Linked DNA regions of Homo sapiens: all the other regions are linked to region 1. A link is a contact called in ENCODE Hi-C or POLR2A ChIA-PET data. All regions are on one chromosome and are shown on one strand. Each heading gives the region's core, a stretch centred on a gene start or an enhancer-like site at or near the end of the contact. The rest is flanking DNA. Distances are from core to core; before and after follow the strand shown. Region 1 holds the start of CBFA2T3 (CBFA2/RUNX1 partner transcriptional co-repressor 3). Region 2 overlaps ANKRD11 (ankyrin repeat domain containing 11). Region 3 overlaps ANKRD11 (ankyrin repeat domain containing 11). Region 4 overlaps ANKRD11 (ankyrin repeat domain containing 11).

What was found. Hi-C counts contacts between places; a loop is a spot of excess contacts on that map. ChIA-PET counts read pairs that join two places held with the same protein, here RNA polymerase II (POLR2A). Pooled maps may share reads with other maps.
Region 2: a loop to region 1 is called in a pooled map, with 2.9 times the contacts of the local background. The contact joins the enhancer-like site here to the promoter of CBFA2T3 in region 1. A Hi-C loop is called at or near these places in 1 of 168 maps with a recorded cell type or tissue (Right ventricle myocardium inferior), 3 of 37 single-sample maps with no recorded cell type and 4 of 50 pooled maps.
Region 3: a map with no recorded cell type shows a loop between it and region 1 (3-fold over the local background). The contact joins the enhancer-like site here to the promoter of CBFA2T3 in region 1. A Hi-C loop is called at or near these places in 3 of 37 single-sample maps with no recorded cell type and 2 of 50 pooled maps.
Region 4: a map with no recorded cell type shows a loop between it and region 1 (9-fold over the local background). The contact joins the enhancer-like site here to the promoter of CBFA2T3 in region 1. A Hi-C loop is called at or near these places in 8 of 37 single-sample maps with no recorded cell type and 4 of 50 pooled maps. POLR2A ChIA-PET finds 5 or more read pairs at or near these places in 1 of 52 experiments (T-cell).

Annotation. Positions count from the first base shown.
Region 1 is chr16:88,975,860-88,979,194 of GRCh38, forward strand. CBFA2T3 (CBFA2/RUNX1 partner transcriptional co-repressor 3) reads right to left here and starts at 1,348. Exons shown (of 12, transcript NM_005187.6): 1 at 798-1,348. The coding sequence starts at 948. RefSeq lists enhancers at 1-17, 1,720-1,769.
Region 2 is chr16:89,420,461-89,423,974 of GRCh38, forward strand. The region is part of intron 1 of ANKRD11 (ankyrin repeat domain containing 11); the gene reads right to left. Among named protein-coding and RNA genes, the nearest start is that of ANKRD11, 68 kb to the right of the region's middle. RefSeq lists enhancers at 1-114, 2,771-3,271, 2,858-2,957. Within about 2 kb of position 2,234, at least 14 of the 41 ENCODE cell types and tissues checked have a DNase peak (open chromatin) inside an H3K27ac peak, as active enhancers do.
Region 3 is chr16:89,324,344-89,327,704 of GRCh38, forward strand. All of the region lies in intron 2 of ANKRD11 (ankyrin repeat domain containing 11), which reads right to left. The region is part of intron 1 of LOC128462377; the gene reads right to left. LOC100287036 (a long non-coding RNA gene) reads left to right here. Exons shown (of 4, transcript NR_168302.1): 4 at 1-574. Among named protein-coding and RNA genes, the nearest start is that of ZNF778, 110 kb to the left of the region's middle. RefSeq lists enhancers at 1,371-2,570, 1,592-1,711, 1,752-1,871. Within about 2 kb of position 1,533, at least 28 of the 41 ENCODE cell types and tissues checked have a DNase peak (open chromatin) inside an H3K27ac peak, as active enhancers do.
Region 4 is chr16:89,359,966-89,363,141 of GRCh38, forward strand. The region is part of intron 2 of ANKRD11 (ankyrin repeat domain containing 11); the gene reads right to left. The region is part of intron 1 of LOC128462377; the gene reads right to left. Among named protein-coding and RNA genes, the nearest start is that of ANKRD11, 130 kb to the right of the region's middle. RefSeq lists enhancers at 948-1,037, 1,085-2,284, 1,108-1,187, 1,194-1,757, 2,268-2,337. Within about 2 kb of position 1,251, at least 16 of the 41 ENCODE cell types and tissues checked have a DNase peak (open chromatin) inside an H3K27ac peak, as active enhancers do.

The DNA.
Region 1 (3,335 bases), core at 98-2,597:
GTGCAGTCAGACCTTGGACCTGACGGCCTCAGTGAGAGCCCCGCGAGACGGGAGACTGTGAGCTCCTGAAGGTTCCGACGGCTGCTGGGAGTGTGGCCACGAGGGCCACTGGGAATCGGGGCCACCAGCCTGCAGCTGCAGCCCCCAGCGTCCGGGGATCCTTGTCCTGGGACTTCGCAGGCTCGGGTGGGGGGTATCAGCAATAGCTGGCGTCCTGCTGGACTGGACCCCTCCCCAGAGCCCGAAGCCCCCAGAAGGGCAGGCCCAGGTTCCCCGTAAACCCCCACTGCCCTGGCTGGAATCGTTCCTCGGACAGGGGCCCAGGGTTGGGTCCATTTCCTCCTCACCGGGGTCTTGGGCCAGTGCCCTCCCCTCTGGCCTCAGTTTCCTCATCCAACCTGCTGTGAGGTGTCACACCCGGAGGGCATCCCAGGAGGAGGAGGGCTCTCTTTCTAGGACCCCCCCATCACTTCCCGGCTGCGGCCCTCCCACCCCCAGGAGAACACAGCCCACCCTCCTAGACGGGGCTGAGCAGCCCGGCCTCCAGCATCTGCCTCTGGGTGGGGCTGGGGCACCTGGCTGGCACCTGCCAAACCCTCACCAGCCCACCTGCCCCAGCTGTGCAGGACCTGCCTGTGGGGTGGCCCTGTTGATATCTGAGGTGAGTCAACACGGCCATCCGTGCCGGCACTGTCAACTAAGCTGGGCAGGCCCCGCGAAGCTCTAAGGAGTCACAGCCCCGGCACCGGCTGCCGCTCTCTGCCCCCACCCCACCACCTTCCCCTCGAGCCTCTTACCTGGGCCGCCCTTCCTGGGACCCCGGGGTGCGGAGCAGCCGGCAGATGCCAGGAGGCCGCTCTCCAGCACAGGGTGCGTCTGGGACATGGAGCCACAGGTGGATCCCGAGGCTGAACTGGCTGCCCTGTCCCTCAGTCTTGAAGCCGGCATGAGGAGGGCCACCCTCAGGGGCCAACCTGGAGCCCAGGACAGGCCTCTACCAGGACTGCCTTTCCCGACCTCCTGCAGCCTTGAGGGAAAGAGGAGGGGCTGGGCCAGCTGGGGCGTCCTGGAGTTGGGCCTCTGTCCCTGGAAAGCCGAGGCCCTCCCGGCCACCAACTGGGTGTCCTCTGCCCTGGGGAGGGGGTGGGAGCCCTGGGGCTCATGTGACGCGGGGCGGGCCTGGGGCTGCAGGCTGGGGAAGGTCTCCCTGCAGCCTGCGGGTGAGGCAGCCAGCTGTGTCCCCGTGATAATGCCGGGGCCGGAGGCCTGCAGCTGCGCCCGCCACTTCCCTGACAGGAACCATCTGGGGCCCTGCCCTGCGCGGCCTTCCCTCGGGCCATTCCGGTTTGACCTTCCAACAACTTCCTCCTCCCAGGCAGCTCTGGTGACGTCCCACCCACCCTGAGCCCTACAGCGTGGCCACTGGGCATGTGTTTCCTCGGCCCCAGGGCAGGTGTGCAGGCCTGAGGGCAGCTCCATCCTGGCCCAGAGCCCTTGGCCTGTCCCGCCCACCCATCTTCCCCCCAGGGCTTGGCCCTTCCTTCAGCCTGGGGTATCTGGGGGTGTCCTCCCTCTCCGCTAGCCCTCAGTCAGCCGAGCTTTCCCCAGCACCCCTTTTAGTTTGCCCCCGCTCCAGGGGCCACCCTGCCCGTGTTCCTGTGTCTGCTGACTGTGCCCTTGAGCAAGGCGGGGCCTCTGACCAGCCTCTCCTCAGCCCCTGCTCCGGGGTTCTTGGGCACCTGACCTGTCCTCAAAGTACCTCCCGCCTGCTGGGAAGGAAACCCTCTCTCTCTGCTTGGCCTCGTGCACAGGGCTCCTGGCCCTCTGTGGAGACAGCAGGGCTCCCCCACTCTCCGGGGGTGCCTCAGAAAGACCCTCACCCCACGCCCCAGCGGCCGCCTCCGGTGAGCAGCCTGGAGTTTGCGGGGGTCGGGGGTAGGTGGCTTCTCCAGTCTGGGAAATTCCAGAAGCCACCTCAGAGCACTCTTGGGACTACTTAGACCCTAGGGAGAGTCCTAGGACCCCTTTCTAGCGGCCGTTGGGCTGAGAGAGTGAGGCACATCCCAGATGCTGGGAAAAAAAGCCACTTTCTAAAGCTCCCTGACAACTGTCAGAGGGCAGGAGCTTCCTGGGAGGGGACAGTGACCCTTCGGCCCTGCAGCCCTGGTTCGGTGGCTTTTCTGATGCCATGGCTGGAGGTTTCCCGGCCTCAGACAGGCCAGAGGTGTGGAGCCCGCAGACCCAGGGCCGGCTCACGGGCATCTGTGCTATTTTGATTTGATTTGATTTGAGTTTTAGGTCACGTTTGCACGCAGTTAATAATTCAAGCCGTGCAGGAGTAAAAGCCGACTCCTTCCCCGCAGGGTCTCCAGGTGTCCCGGGTCTCCCTGTCCCAATAGTCGAGTGTCTTTCTCGAGTTGGTGACAACAAGCTGCATGCCAGCGTGTGTGTCCAGCTTACAGTGGGGATGTGTTTGTTCCTGCTGGGGAACTTCCCAGACGCCAGGCCCACCCGGGGCCTCCCCTGCCCTGGGTGGTCGGCCGTTCTGCCCCCAGGACTGAGGCTGGAGGGGACATTCCTGCCAGCCCGGGGCCCATCCCCTGGTGCCATCATTCGGTCCCCACGTCCCCTGCTGTTCCCTGTGCTCTGGCTCAGGGTGGGATTCACAGTGAGGGTCCTGGGGGCCCTGACCCTCCTGGTTTCCTCATTTGTGCAGGGTGCACGATCCTAACGGCGTCAGCTCCTACAGCGTTTCCGGGAGTGGAGACAGCAGAGGCTCTGAGCCGCCACATGGGCCGGGGCCACCGTGAGCATGTGGCTGGGGTTGGTCTGTGTCAGTGCCTATTCCCCAGCTGTGTGCAGTGAGAGTCTCAGAGTCGGGGAACTGAGGGTCTCAGGGGGCACAGCCCCCACTCCGTGAGGCAGCAGGACAGCACCCTGGGTGAGGGTGGTGGCTCCCCCCACCCGGGGTAGGAGACAGGCAGCCCTGCCCCCAGCCCTGAGGCAGATGTTCGAGGCCTGCACCTGCGCCCCCCACAGATGGGACACTTCCACTTTCGCAATGAGGCCCTGAGCTCCCCGCCTGGCCCCGTCTTGCCTGGTGTCTAATCAGGGGGTCTGACGGAGGTGGGGTTGGAAAGAGAAGAGAAGAAAGTTGCCCACAAGTTGGGGGCAGGAGCTGCCCCCCAACTTTGGCGGCCACCTGGGGGTGTGGGCACCACTCCCCACCTCCCCACTACCGGCCTCCTCTCCCCCAGGCCGGGCAGTTGGTGCTTGTGGGGAAGCAGACGTTGGCTGTGGCTTTCAGAGCTGGGCGGCCAGGAGATAAGGGGCTG
Region 2 (3,514 bases), core at 984-3,483, 450 kb after region 1:
TAATGCAGCTGCTGTTTCCCATGTATGAAGAAACTGGGCCCAAATCAGGTGAAAGTGAAAAACATCAGTTAAAAGTGAAACAAAACTCAGTTTTCTGTTGTCTTAGGGTCCCACAGGGTATGGAAAGCAAGTTGGGAAGAGAAAATTCTGGTCTGAAGGTCTTTTCTTTCTGACTGACAGACAATCTCAGTAACTGATCCCATTATCTCTGGAAGACAGTACCAATCCAGAGCCTCTAAAATATTTGGAATAAACATTACAGATTTTTCTTAAGAGACAGGGTCTCACTGTGTTGCCAAGGCTGGGAATGGAGTGGTGCAAACACAGCTCACTGCGGCCTCAACCTCCTGGGCCCAAGGGGTCCTCCCACCTCAGCCTCCCAAGTAAAGACATTTTCTAAGGTGTGAAAAAAAGCTTCATTTAGAATACATGTTCACATCAAAACCACCACCACGACTATAAACAAGCTATGTTGTCAAACAGAAAAGCACCAGGCTACACTTCTTACTGTCAGCTCCTGCCTACAGCAACTCAGGAATCAACAGGCCTGTGGAGGCTGAGTGCAGACAGAGACCATGGAGACATGAAGGGTCAGTGTGTGATGACGGAGTCAGGGAGTCAGGGATGGGACCATCACCCATCCATGTCTGGGGGTGGGGCTGAGACACGAAGGGTCAGTGTGTGATGACGGAGTCAGGGATGGGACCATCACCCGTCCATGTCTGGGGGTGGGGGTGAGACACGAAGGGTCGGTGTGTGATGACGGAGTCAGGGATGGGACCATCACCCGTCCATGTCTGGGGGTGGGGGTGAGACACGAAGGGTCGGTGTGTGATGACGGAGTCAGGGATGGGACCATCACCCGTCCATGTCTGGGGGTGGGGGTGAGACACGAAGGGTCGGTGTGTGATGACGGAGTCAGGGATGGGACCATCACCCGTCCATGTCTGGGGGCGGGGGTGAGACACGAAGGGTCGGTGTGTGATGACGGAGTCAGGGATGGGACCATCACCCGTCCATGTCTGGGGGTGGGGCTGAGACACGAAGGGTCGGTGTGTGGTGACGGAGTCAGGGATGGGACCATCACCCGTCCATGTCTGGGGGCGGGGGTGAGACACGAAGGGTCGGTGTGTGATGACGGAGTCAGGGATGGGACCATCACCCGTCCATGTCTGGGGGCGGGGGTGAGACACGAAGGGTCGGTGTGTGATGACGGAGTCAGGGATGGGACCATCACCCGTCCACGTCTGGGGGTGGGGGTGAGACACGAAGGGTCGGTGTGTGATGACGGAGTCAGGGATGGGACCATCACCCGTCCATGTCTGGGGGTGGGGGTGAGACACGAAGGGTCAGTGTGTGATGACAGGACCACTGCCCATCCATGTCTTGGGGCAGGGGTGGGGGTAACCAAAACCAGAATCCAGTTAAAACAACAGGGAGTTGCTTCTACCTATGGAAATGGCAACAGGACAAGATGATAACCCAGGTGCTAAGGAGTCGGCTACACGCATTCTGTGTTAGGAAACCCAGGAGGTACTAATGGCGGCTCTCTCTGAATGGTGGAGCAATGTGAGGTTTTAAATGCTCTTACCACTCTGGACTCCTTACTCTCATCAACCCCTTTAAGTGGGTTATTTGCCACGTTAGGGATAGGGAAAGAAAATTATTTAATACAATCAACGGGTAAAAAGTTAAAGTTACCTAAGAAGAAAGAGCTCTAGGCCAAACCTATAATCCCAGAACTTTAAGAGGCCGAGGTGGGAGGATCACTTCCGCACAGAAGCTCAAGGCTGCAGTCAGTTAGGGTGGCACCACTGCACTCCACCTGGGCGAGCGACTGAGACCCTAAGAATATCCAAACCATTAAAAGAATTTTTTTACAGAATTTTTCTTTTAAAAAAAGCAATTTTAAAAAAAAGGATCTTGGATGTTATCACCAAAAAGAAGTGGTATTTGAGGGGATGGACACAGTAACCACCCTGGTCTCATCGGTAAACAAGGCATCCACGGACTGAGGCATCCTACCGGACTCCACTAACAGGTGCGACTATGGGTCAGTAATAAACACACTTTTCAATATGTCAAGTAATAACACGATATTCGCGCTGACCCAATCGCACCCCACCTCTTTCAACGCCCTGGGCTCTCCCCTCGCTTTGTTGCATGAGAGCTGCTTTACTCACTGCTCTCGACGAACAGTCACAGCCACGAGCACCGTCCGAAACAGAATCACAGCCTCCCTGGGAAGGAAGCTGGGCAGACCTGATGCTTATTTTTGGAAAGGAACGGAAGTTCAAGATTGCTCATGTTTTTATTACAGTCTCCCTTTTCTCCCCTAAGAGAATCACAAGTTTCAGGAGACTCTGACTGACACAACTGTATTAATGTTTAATTCACTCCCACTTTAATCACTTTTTTCTTTTTTTCTTTCTTTATATCAAAGCACATCAATAATCACTTTTTTCAATCAGGAGATCTACAACTGCTTGCTAACCATAGTCTTCAATCCGCTAAGATGAGCAATTCTTTCTGTCCACACTGACTAACCCCAACTGACAGCAGAGAAAAACCACGAGGCCTGTGGCTGCCCCACACCGCTGCTCCTTCAGACAACCAAGGGCCACGGTGGTTTCACAGCTGTGAGCTCAGGCCCCTCAGCTCCCTCCCGTGAGCCACCTTCCCAACACCCTCAGAGCCCAGGAGTCCATGTTAGCAAAGACAGGTCCCTACACTGGCCTTGGTCTCAAAACGCTGCTAGCCAGAGCTATGACCTTATGCAAACAATGATTTTCATTCGCGTTAGGCTGGGTGGGAGGGTCCACAGGGGAGCCACTGACGATGGGCATCTGCCCCCGACACTGGCTGACTAACCAGCACCATTAACCCTGGGCTCCGAACGGCAGTCACACCAGCCTGTCTCAGGGCCAGGTCTGTCTTTTCCCTGCTTCCCACAGAACGGCCCGCAGTGCATTCCTTTCATGAGTACAGGAGCATACGGATGGGTTTTAAGAGACTAGTGCGGAGCTGTGGCTTTCTTGACAAATACTTTTTCAGTAACTTCAAATACATGCACAGAGAAGGCATGAGATGTGTGGTTAGAGTTAACCTGAAAGCACAAGGTGGTGCCTGCAGCAGCAGGCACTCAGCACCTGACCCAACTCAACTCAAACATGTGAGCCCACCATTACTAGAGGTCAAAAATGGTCCAATAAACTCCACTCAGTTGTTCACAGCTGTTTTATTCATAAGCACCAGAAACTGGAATCAGCCCAGATGTGCTTCGATGGTGTAAGAAAACGTTTTAAATGGTCCGTTTTCCAGGCATGATAAATCTACGCAATGGCAGCCAGCCTGCGGATGTAACAAACCGCACGGCTCGTGCACCTAGAAGGTCACAATAAGCGAACAAAATGTAGAAGAGGGGTCAGCCCATAAATGGGAAGAAAGTTTCAGTATTGGGAAATCAAAACTTAAGCGGGTAAGAGGACAGGGTACAACCTTGTAAGCGGGTAAG
Region 3 (3,361 bases), core at 283-2,782, 350 kb after region 1:
ACAGAAGAGGGAAAAAGCCAGGAGGGCGGCACGTGGGCGCAAAGTTCTCAGCTTCGTTAGTCATCAAGAAAATGCAAACTAAAACCAAGGTAAGTGTGAGGGTTACTACTGAGTTTCAACTTGACTGGACTAAAGGATGTGTAACTGTTCCTGGGAGCATCTTGAGGAAGCTGCCAAAGGAGATTCACATTGAGTCAGTGGACGGGGAGAGGCCGACGAACCCTCCATCTGGGGGGGCATGATCTCATCAGCTGCCAGCACGGCAGATCTGCGGAAGCACTGGACTGGCTGAGTCTTCCAGCCTCCATCTTTCTTCCATGCTGGATACTTCCTGCCCTCGAACATCAGACTCCAAGTGCTTCAGCTTTTGGGTTCTTGGACCTACACCAGTGGTTTGCCAGGGGTTCTTGGGCCTTCGGCCACAGACTGAAAGCTGCGCTGTTGGCTTCCCGACTTTTGAGGTTTGGGGACTCGGACTGGCTTCCTGGCTCCTCAGCTTGCCAACAGCCTATTGTGGGACTTCACCTCATGACTGTGTGAGTCAATACTCCCAATAAACTCCCCTCCATATATACATTTATCCTATTAGTGCTGTCCCTCTAGAGAACCCTGACTCGTACACACAAGTACTGGTGAAGGGGTGGAGCAAAGGAAACTAGTCCACTCTCATCAGGGCCAACTCACGCACCTGGCAATCTCTACTCATACTGAACACAAGTATGCCCTATAGCCCAGCAATGCCATTCTGGACATACACGTCCAAAAGAAAAGCAGGTGCACAGACACAAGAGACACGCGTGAAGTGCTTCATAGCAGTGGGGTTTGCGGCGTGCCACTAGGATGTGAGGGTGGAACACTACACAGCAGAGGAGGCAAACACATCACAACGTAAGTCAATCTCACAAATAATGTTGAGGAACCCTGTCTCTACGAAAAGTTTAAAAATTAGCCGGGCACTGTGGTGCATGCTGGCGGTCTCAGCTACCAGGGAGGCTAAGGCAGGAGGATCACTTGAGCCCAGGAGGTCGAGGCTGCGGTAAGCCAAGATCATGCCACTGTACTCCAGCCCGGGCGTCAGAGCCAGACCCTCTCCCCTCTCCCCTCTCCTCTCTCTCTCTCTCTCTCTCACACACACACACACACACACACACAGAGTAATAATGTTGGGGACAAAATACATGATACATTTACATAAATTTCTGAAAATAGCAACTACAGTACTTAGGGATGCATACTTAGTTGACAAGACATCCGCGAAGCGTGGAAAATGGCTGCCTGGCGGATGGAATTGGAAGGGACGGTGAAACGGGTTCTAAGTGAAGGCTGCGGAGGCGTTTGCTTTGTGGTCTGCTAAGTTGTACATTTTTACTGGGTGGACGTTTGGGTTCTCAGCTGAAGCAGTCTTTCAGAAGGTGACAGAGATAAAGGCCACACTATGTCCTTGCAAGGCCTCAGAGGTGTCACTGACCTTTTGCTGCAGGACCTGTTCTTCTCAGGGGTCTTGGCCTCCTAGAGGAAGGAGGGCCCCATCGCCCTGCTAGGCCCTACTGGGACCCTCAAGGGCATGAGCATGACGACGGAGCAGCTTCAGGCTTCCCAGCATGTCGGGCAGGCCTAGCCATGCCCAATACACACTGCAGGGCACCCACTGCAGAGTGCAACAGGGAGCTTGGAGCCTGACAAGGAGACACACAGCTCTGTGAAGACGAAGGGGAGGAGGAGCAAGGAAAATGCTTCTTTTACACAGAAGGCGCCAAGATACAAACTAAATGTGATGAAGACAAAGAAAAGCAGGCGTGTGTGTTAAAGGTACAATTGCACAGCTAAAAATAATCATGGCCGTAAGGCAGGGACGGCAGATGGAGGGTGACTCAGCAGATTTCCTCCAAGGCTTGCGAGGGTGGAAATAAACACACGGAAGTGACCAGCAGAGAGAAACACGCAGGGAAGAGGAAGGTTAGAAAGGTCTGGGGTGTCACGCACCGTTGCTGGGAATGCAGAGGAGGACGGTCTGCAGAAGGGGACGCAGCCACCGCCCCCCCCACCCCGCTGCAGAAGGTGCACACCACTCAGCAACCACCCACCCACTGCTCAATCTACCCCCAAATTACACAAATAGGGCCAGGCACGGTGGCTCACCCCTGTGGTCCCAGCTACTCAGGAGGCCAAGGCAGGGGGGTCATTTGGGCCCAAGAGTTTGAGACCCGGGCAATGTAGGGAAACCTCATCTTTACAAAAATATCAAAAAATTAATCAGTCGAGGTGGCACGCACCTGTAATCCCAGCTCCTTGGGAGCCTGAGGCAGGAAGACCCCTTGGGCCCAGGAGGTCGAGGCTGCAGTGAGCTAAGATTGCACCACTGCACTCCAACCTTGGTGACAGAGCAAGACCCTGTGTGAAAAAAACCCAAACCCCAAACCAAAAAAACACAACCGGGGCATGAAAAAGTGCTTGGCCCAGAGCAGTGCCCCAAAGCATCTCCTAAGAAAGGGGCTTAACACAAAGCCTGCCCGCCAGGGGCTGCTGGTGGCATCCGGGCACATCTGCACGTGGGGCTGACAGGACTAAGGAGGTTCCACAGACACACGACCAGGCGGAGACGCAGAGAAAAGCAGGTACAGCAAGAAGTCCACTGGGCAATGCAGAGGTGGGGAATGCAGAGGGGGAATGCAGAGGTGGGGAATGCAGAGGTGGGGAATGCAGAGGTGGGAAATGCAGAGGTGGGGAATGCAGAGGTTGGAAATGCAGAGGTGGGGAATGCAGAGGTTGGAAATGCAGAGGGCACCTACACTTCTGATGACAGCGAAATATGTAAGGCTGGCTCAACCATCAATCAGTCAACGTCACCCAGCATGCCAACAAGCTAAAGAAGAAACACCACATAATCACAACTGGTACAGAAAATCATTTGATAAAATTCAAAACTCACGATAAAAATTCCTAGGAAAACAGGAGTGTGGAGAAACATCCTCAACACGATAAAGGCCAACTACCAAGAACTCAAGGCTGACATGATCAAGAGTGACGTGCTGAGGGCTGCAGATGGAATGGCATACAGGGCAGAAAGGAAGAAATGGAATAAAACTGTCTCTCTCTGAAGATGGTGTAAGTGTCCATGTCGAAAATCACAAGGAATCTATCAAAAATTCCAAGAAACTTTATTTAATAGAGTTCAGCAAGGACACAGAATCCAAGATCAACACACAAACACCTATCCTATTTCTGCAATAATCCTATGAAAACAAGAAATAAAGACAGTACCATCCTATTTCTGCATGCTACCAATAATCCTATGAAAACAAGAAATACACAGTACCATTCTATTTCTACATGCTAGCAATAATCAAATAAAAACATGAAA
Region 4 (3,176 bases), core at 1-2,500, 380 kb after region 1:
GGGCGGGGGGGGAGGTTGTACGTGTTATTCTATCACCCAGTACTAAGCCCAGTACCCAACAGTTATCTTTTCTGCTCCTCTCCCTCCTCCCGCCCTCTCCCCTCAAGTAGACCCCCGTGTCTGGTGTTTCCTTCCCTGTGTTTTTAAGTTCTTATCATTTAGATCCCACTTGTAAAGTCAGAACATGTAGTATTTGGTTTTCTGTTCCTGAGTTAGTTTGCTGAGGCTAATAGCCTCCAGCTCCATCCATGTTCCCATAAAAGACATGATCTCGTTCATTTTTATGGCTATGTTATCTTATCTTATTTTGTATTAGGGATGGGGCTTCACTATGTTGCCCAAGCTGGCCTGAAACTCCTGGGTTCAGGCAATCCTCTCGAATTGGTCTCCCAAGTAGCTGGGACTACAGGTGAACATCACCATGCCCACTTTTCCATCTTCATCACTTGATAAACATTTATAATGAATGACATTAAATTACACATAGCAAAATTCTGAGAAACTATATACCACAAATCCTACAAAATTTAAAAGATTAAAAAACCATGGATTATTGTTATGTGCATTAGCCAATGTCAGTGGTTCCAATATTTACTTTCACCACTAAAATGGCACGAAAGCATGAAGTCGGGAATGACAGCATTCTAGAAGCCAGTGCACCTGAGATGAAATTCATGGTATGTTCGGAACCTAGAACGTCGATGGTCAACACTAGGCAGCTTCATCTGTCATACGTGGACTCCCTTTCAAAACTCCAGGTGTGTGTGTCTGTCATGTGGCTATGGAGAGGAAGAGGAGAAGAAAAGATTTCGATTCACTAAAAACTCCTGTTAAGCCTCCAAGAAAGATCCAAGTAATCAGATACCTGGTCAGTCACAGCCTCTCTGCATGAAGCCTCTCTGCATGTGGTTAAGACCTGCAAACCTCAACAGAATCCACGGTCTCTTGCCCCTGCACTGAGCCTGTGTCGGGACTTGGCCACTGCTCTGCATCAGGTGAGAGGCTCCTTGTCTCTCACATCCAGATGGATCCGATCCAACTCACACAGTGAACGACTCCAAACCTGGGCAGCCCTGGGCTCCAGGATCAGCCCACCCCAGCCCCTGCTGCAATGGCACCTCCTACTCTCATTGTGGAAACCTGTCAACCCAATTACAGACACCCTGGCTAGGCCCGTACTTCTTCCTGTAAGCCTGAAACCCTGCTCAGCTACCCTAAACCACCACCTCTGCGCACCCCTTAGGAAACCCCAGCAGCACATCCCCCTTCTTCCTCCCGCAGAGGGCCTGCCCCAAGCAGCAGGAAACGGGGTGACACAGGCCTTCCTTGGCCTCAGCACACACAGAACCATCACAGCGCCGGGGGCGGGGGGTGCTGCAGGGACACATTCCAGCTGTGCACTTCTCTGGGGGCCAGCACAGACCACTGAGCATGAGCTGCCTCATTCAGGCCAGGTGACTGTCTTCATCATCATTCAACTTTGAAACTTAGGGTTTGTGCCAGTCCACCTGTTTATGTTCCATACTTACATATCCCAAGCCATTAACAAGTGTTTTCTTCTTTGGTTATGATGCTACAGAATCAGCAGAGGAACATCCGCATCACCAGAAGGCTCTGCAGGCAGCACTGAGGCCCATCCTGCTGGGAGAATGCCGCTCTGAGGGCAGTGGGACTGCCAGCAAAGGACACAGGCTCAGGGAGACCTTCCACTCCTGCTGAAACACCAATCAGTAGAAGATCACCACCCAGAAATATCACTTTCAAGCTTAAGGATCACAAGTTACAAAGATAAATGTCTCTAAGGACTAAGGGAGAAGTACAAAGTAAAAAGATTTAAGCTTGGGAAAATTAACCCTAAACATTTAAAAACAAAACAAACAAAAAAAATCCGCACTCTAGATAAGACCTTCAAAACAGCATGCCTGTCAGAGGGACAGTAAAGGTCAGACGGGGCAGCAATGGGGTATGAGCTGGCACAGCCTTGCAACACCCTGGATGGGCGGCCAGGGGCTTGTGAGAGTGGCTCCAGGCAGGAGGACCCTGAATTTATGGGAGGGGGCAAGACTAACCCTCAAGTGCTCCTCAGATACGTTTCATTAAATGCACTGAAAGTTTTGTAAAAGATGCAAGTTTCAACATGAGATACAATTATTTACCCAATCTGACATGTGGCTTAACAAATGTGAGTGGATTAGGGGATTTTTGTTTTATTCTTCTGAAATACCAACTGCCTTCTTCTTCCCCTTCTGAAACAACCACTGGACAAACTGAACGGCACATATGCTTTTCGGGATCTCAGCGTAAGCAGCTCCCACTGCTAGGGATGAAGAGTGCTCCTCTGTCTGCCTGAGTGAAACCTCACGACACCTTGCACAGCCCGCAGTCCTTGCTGACTGGAAGCAGAACCAAAACCTGAGCTGGAGAGAGTGCACGAAAGTTCCATCTAGACCCAAACCTAAATTGCACAGCTACAGAATGAAGTGAACAGCACTGAAGCCGGAAGGGACAAGACTCAATCCCACGTGACTGAACCCATGTGTCCAGCACCAGAGATACTGGGCGGAGCACACATCTCAGCTGTGTAAAAAGTAGAAGTTCCTCTTCAAAGACTTTCCTCCCCATCTAATTAAAAATAAATAGTAACTTCTCTTAAAAGCAACATTTATTCAAAGACCTGTGCTGACATTCCTAAATATCTGCTAGCCTTAATAAAGAAATCAATGTACTTTATGTTCTTAGCTCCCACAATTTAGCCTAAGTATCTGCCCTGGCATGCTTATACTGGTCGAAGCAAGCATTAGGTCACGGCCTGTTCCTCTTCCTTAGTTGAAGGTGTTTTTACCTTTCTCAGCATTCCACAAATTACTTCCTCCTTCCTTTGTTCTCCTCTGCCTTTGCCTCTTTTAAAAAGTTCTAAGTTGCTAGCCAATCGGGACAAATACAGAATGTGAGGTCCCGTTCCAGCCAATGGAAACCGGACACAGCAGTTGGTATAAAAAAACCGGACACAGCGTCAGGTTATAAATGACCCTGGTCTCCTTTATCCGGTGTACTCTCGTGGCAAAACTGCTGGCGAGTGTACCCTTTCTGCAGAAGGTATAAAAAATGGCCTTGCTGAGGAAATTAAATTTACGTTCAAGTGCTATTTCTTTACGGCACCAGGGCACAAGCATTTC